Regions from separate parts of the Homo sapiens genome. Here region 2 is linked to region 1. Evidence: chromatin loops called from intact Hi-C (ENCODE). Cell type or tissue: OCI-LY7. All regions are shown on one strand. Links, peaks and the distances in the headings refer to the core of each region. The heading gives the core; the rest is flanking DNA. Region 1 overlaps DMD (dystrophin). Region 2 has its middle 43 kb from the start of DMD.

Region 1 (2,938 bases), core at 312-2,811:
TTCGGCTCAGCTTGAACTCATAAACCATCAACTGGCCTCTGTACTTCCAGGACAATCTGATGAATAAAATACAGATATAAAATTAAAAAATATATTTATAAAGAGATTAGTAAAACAGCAATCTGTAAGTGAGAAATGACAACCACTTAGTCCAGACCAAATGAGAGAGAAGACTTGCAAAAGGGTAACTTTTCTTACAAATCAAGTTATGGGAAAATTTGAGATCCAAATAGACTTTTAACTTTGGATTGTCTTTATTCCCAACACACGTTTTTAATTTAATGCGGTGTACTTTATCCTAACTCTTTTAGCTCACCCCCCTGAAAAAAAAACTAGCTGTCTTCCTAAAGATAGAGAAAACTTGTCCAAGTCAGAAACTCTTTGGAATTTTAATAAAAGTAACATAATTTAGAAATTAATATACTTCAAATATACTGACAGTATATATTGGCAACAGAATATATGCTAATTTAGAATTTTAGGATATTCTATAATTAAAAAAAAACCTGATAAATCACTACACCTTTTCACTTTATTTAGAAGCTACCATTTAATAATAAGTGTTTAACCTCTAAAATCATTCTGAGATATTTCAGATAATTAGGCAGCCTGGAATTACTGTTTACAATTGTCCCAGTTTGCTTCCTAATAAGTTGTGCTTGTCTAAACATGTCTAAATTACTATTCACAAGGATCCTTGTTATTTCCGTCTTCTTTGATTAAAAACTTCTTAAAAATGTGAGTGTATATGTGTATGTATATATATACACATACACATATTCATATGTACATATATGCATAAATAAGCCCATATATATATGTGAAACACAGGTTTTTCTATTGTTAATATAAAAATCCCTCATTAGTTTTCTAATGAGTTTATGAATGTAGTCTACGTCCTTAGAAATTTAATTTGAGGTAAAAATATTATCGTTTATAGATTAAGGTCTGGATATTTTTTTCTTTTCTTCATACTAGAAATAATTTTAGATACCTGAAGACAAAGTTCATTAAAGCCACAACCCAAAAAGTAGAATATGGGTTCCTTCTTATTTCAGTGATTTGCATTATCCTATAGGTTATTGGTGTCAAACCCCTTTCTTCCCTTCCTCACAACAAAAGCCCCAATTTAACTTTTATAGAAAGGCATATGGAACAGGAGTCATCCAAATATATCCCAGGGGTTGCAAATTGACCAAAAGAGTCACCTTTAGGGAAGCCTGCTTCTGAATGCTTGTGGAATTTATCATTCTTCTGAATGGCTGTTGCATTTATCTGCAGCTTTTACTCACCAGATGAGACCTCAGACATTTCAAATTCTGCGGAGGCTGGCTACACACCTTCATAGGAAAGCTTTTTGCTGATTTCCCTGTTGGTACTTTTCTCTTACACATTCTATGGGGTATGGTAAACCTGGAGGTAGAGTCATAGCCAAGCACAGATAAAGCAGGCACAGAATCTCTGACCAGCCTCACAAAAGCAGACAAACACACAATCTTTTTGCACCTGTTTCTTCCACTCCGGTTGCCGTGAATAGTGAGGTGTTCTCACAGATTCAGCTTCACAGACAGCATTTTGCAAACACTCCCCTCTCACAGCAATGGTTTCTTCCCTCACCGGCTCAATCTACCTGATTACGTTCCCTTCTAATCAGTAACCTCAGTTCCTCTAGAAATAACTGTGTCGTCTGCTTTATATAGGATTTATCTGAGTCTGAAGCAGAAACTGGAAAGTAGACTTAGAGGAGCTGATTATTATGAAGACACCTGTATTTTTGTCTGGTATTCACGTGAACTCGACAGTGCACTCATTTATGCAAACTGGTGTTAGTGAAAAAGAAAAAGAAGCAGAGAAGGAAGCAAAAAGAAGAGACTGGACCTATAAAGTTGCGCACCTGTGTGATGCTAGGAGAAGAAAATAACTCTAAAAACGTCCAGTGCTGCTGAAAACACATTTGAACTTCCTATGAAAACCAACAGTGCTTGACATACAAATATCTTCCTCCAGACACACCTTTAAAAATACATTTTAAAATCTGAAACAATCTTAAACTCAATCTAAACCACAATGCAGAAGTTAATTCTTAAGGCAAATGGAGATTAAGAACGAAACTTCATCCACATAAACCCTGTGTTTTAAAAAAAGAATTAAAAGGAATAATCCGTATAACTTACTCAAATTTGTATTTGAAGTTAAACCTTGAATCCTGCTTCTTGAAAAAACAGAATTGTGTCAGGCTTCTGTAATGACTGTTTACCCAGAGCATAAGATTGAAGTGGATTTTCAGATTAAAAATAAAACTCTTAAGTATGTCAATCCCCATCTGATCAAAGCATATAAACTAAATTTTTCCAAGGACTTCATTAACAATATAACCAAGTAGAGCTGCAGTTCTTGGTTTTCTTTAGAGTAAGTTGTTAAAATGATTGAAGTTCATGTAAAAGAAATCCAGAGTTACAGTTAAGGTTTGCTTTTTTTTTTTTTTTTTTTTTTTTTTTTTTTAGTAGATCCAGTGCCCGGCAAACAGTATGTGCTCAACATATGTTTATTTAATGCGACCAAAAGCATACAATATAAAGTGTCATTATCATTGCCACTGATATTTTTAAAAAGCCATGTTCTATACTTATTTCATTTTTACGTAAGCCACAATTTTACAAGGTTTCAAACAAAAAAAAAAACCCACACCTTGTTTTCTTTAATATAAAATATTTGGCAATTATAAGCATGGACCGTGCTGGCAGTAAGTTAAAATGTGACTGATTTTTTTTTTCTCCGTTCCCTACTCTCAATTTTCAGATGCGGAAATTTCATTTGGAGAGAACAGGAGGTGTTGGTGGGAAAAATCTCATTAATCGTACCGTATTCCCTTGTCTACAAAGAGTACTGCATCCAAATTACAGAAGAACTAAAGAAACCTTGTAGCATGAGTATAATT
Region 2 (2,938 bases), core at 321-2,820, 130 kb after region 1:
GAAGAATTTATTATAGAGTTAAAGCTTCATCCATTTTATTAATGCTAAAAATAGATACATTTATCATTATAGAGTCAAACAAAAAAATTTCAATGAGTGAATTTTAATGTACTGTAGACTGTGGAGATATTGAAAGTTTAACTGAAGAAAATCTGTCTAGCTTTACTTCTCATCCATTAAATAGAGCAAGTATGCTTGGCAAAAGAATACCTAAAAAAATTTCCAGTCCCTTCTCTAAGTGACAAAATTCTGATGGCCTCTCGATATTTTACAACAGGTATAAGCGGTTATGAAGTAAAAATATCACCGTCTCTGATGGTCATCTAGTCTCTAATGAGGGAAACCAATAAATCCATAAATACTAATGAAATTTTTCAAACTCTAATCCCCATTCTTAGTTATCAATTTTTGTTATTTTAATAGTAATTTATTCATGTATAAAACTGGAAAATCCCATCATTAATTAGCAATAGCTCTTTATTAATATTTTAAAATAGTTTCCAAACTAAACTCTTAATATGCCTAATGTCATGATCCCTTTAATGAGAAACTAGCCATTAAAAGAAAATAGCTTATACTCATTTCTATATATAAGTACATATTATTTTGTAAACAGTTAGCAGAAAATTTCACCGTTAAAAATGAAATATTTTCCATTTTTGCATTTGAATATCTGAGAATATGTTCCCGATATTCTTGCCAGTTTATAAACCTATATTTTAACAGTACTGGTAATGCTTAATTATACACAAATTTGCTTTATTTCACATCACAAGGCTTTGTTTGTCTGGAGCATACACTATTGTTTACACTGTACAGTTCTTTTTGTTACGATTTGGATGCTTTTAAAAGAGATTTTAAATATTTGCTCTCAGGTTTATTAAAAAACATAGACTTGAAAAAAGATATGATATATTCAATTATAAAAATTGTATTAACAAATTCTAAAAGTTTATCATTATCCTAAAATTTGGGGTCTGGGGCAAATTAGAGATATGCAAAAATGGTTAGCAAATTTTTGAATGTGTCTTAGAAAAAAAATTTTCACTTGCGACCTTAGGCTTTTCCCCCTATATTTTGATATAGACTTCACAATATAGTTCTTATAATAGTGGGGAGATACAAAACATTTGAAATCAATTTTAATTGACAACTTTAAGATTTATTATTTGATGTGATGATTCGAAAGAAATAAATCAGAGAAAAAACAGCATGCTAAAATGTAAATCTTATACAGACTGATTGCTTTGGTAAATATATAAAATAATAAGAGTTATTAAAACTTGTTTAGAAAAACCCAAAATTTGGACAAGATTGAGGAACAAAGGTGGTTTTGGATAAAGGTTTTGATTTCATGAGTTAAATTTTTTTTTCTTCTTATTGCAAAATGTGATGGTCTATTCATATGATTTTCATATGACAAAAGCTCCTTTAGTAACCTAAAAGATATTTGAATGATTTTAAGAAATAGTTTGACATAAAATAGAACACCTCACGTGTGCAATTACACCATTTTATTTTCTTATATATTATCCTTCTTTATATTTGTGCATTATTTTATAATGTGGAGAGGTTATATTACTTTTGAATATCTATTATATGTTTACACATAAACACAGAGAATGCACAGTAAGTGATATCTATGGCACTCTATTGAAAGTAAATTCTTGGTGTAACACTCTTGATCATGAACAGATATTTACCAACTATCAAGAAAAACTTAAGACATTGAGCAAATGTCATTAGTTAAGTCATTCAAATCACCTCATATTTAACAAATCTAAGTGGAAGTCCAAGGGGAATTCCAAATAAACATCACTGTTATACTGAATGTAGTCAATAGAGAATTATTATATCATTGGAGTTAAATGAACACATCCATTACATTTCTAAATAAATGTGGGAAGTGCTTTTTATCCCAGACGGAATAACAATGCTAAAGGAGATTGTCATCCGTATTTTATAGGAAAGGTACTCCAGAAATGTTTATGTTGCTAACAATCAAATTTACTAATATTAGTCAAACTTGACCATATAAATCGGATTTATATAATCCATATCTTAAAATTCTAACTTCTTAACAAATACCACTTGATTATTTTAAAACCATAGATGAAAAGAACACTGAGAGGGAGGTTTAGAAGCAGGATATATGTATGATTTTGATGCTTCAATAACTGCAAAGCCTTGGACAATTCACCTCTGTGTTTCCCCAGATTTCATATCTGTAAACAGACTAGATGATCTCTCAAAAGAATTCCACATCTAAAACTCTCTTTTTCTGTGTCCTGCCTTTCAGTATTTTTCCTTTAATTGAATCATTTATTTTCTTCTTTGATCTTATGCAATGCTACAATAAAAACAAAAACAAAGCCAATTTGATAAAATATCACATTCTCTATTAGTGATTTTTGTTATCTGAGCTGTTACAAAAGTGGTTGGATTTATTCCACAAATTAGGCCATCCATACCTGCCTTTCTGTAATCATATGCATGAAGAAAGAAAAACTTCACAACTTGTGTAGGAGTCTAATTTTTCAATTTAGTATTGACAGTCTGACCATGGGTTTGAGTGAAAGTTTAGATTTTGTAGATACTTTGGTTTCCTGATAATCTCAAAAGCTCAGTTATACTTTATAATATTTATGTTTACAATCAAGAAAGTCTTTACATATATTTCTATAATAAGCTATAAATATTATCACCTTCTCTGAATTGTCTAATTATTGTCCTTCTGCATAGACAAGCTAGCATGCTATACATCATATGGATAAAGCCACAAATTTCTTGCCAGATAATTTTGAACTAGTTTCAAATATTAGCAAATATATTAGGGACAATTTCATGTCAAAACATTGAGTAGTCATGATATAATAAAGTATAATAGACAATTCCTAATGTTTAAAAATTAGTATTCAACAGTCACAGAAAGAGGAAA

The links. Peaks named below come from ENCODE experiments on the same cell type or tissue, not always from the same donor. Only the 100,000 strongest peaks of a DNase experiment are listed, where the experiment ranks them.
Region 2: it touches region 1 in a loop (2.0-fold over the local background); 1 of 110 quality-filtered maps calls a loop at or near these places.

Annotation. Positions count from the first base shown.
Region 1 is chrX:33,126,855-33,129,792 of GRCh38, forward strand. All of the region lies in intron 1 of DMD (dystrophin), which reads right to left. Among named protein-coding and RNA genes, the nearest start is that of DMD, 83 kb to the right of the region's middle. In OCI-LY7, for the core only: no CTCF peak of the experiment used is centred there; a DNase peak (open chromatin) is centred at 1,737; H3K4me3 peaks cover 2,165 bases; H3K27ac peaks cover 2,500 bases.
Region 2 is chrX:33,253,439-33,256,376 of GRCh38, forward strand. It overlaps a transcript of DMD not described here. Among named protein-coding and RNA genes, the nearest start is that of DMD, 43 kb to the left of the region's middle. In OCI-LY7, for the core only: no CTCF peak of the experiment used is centred there; no DNase peak of the experiment used is centred there.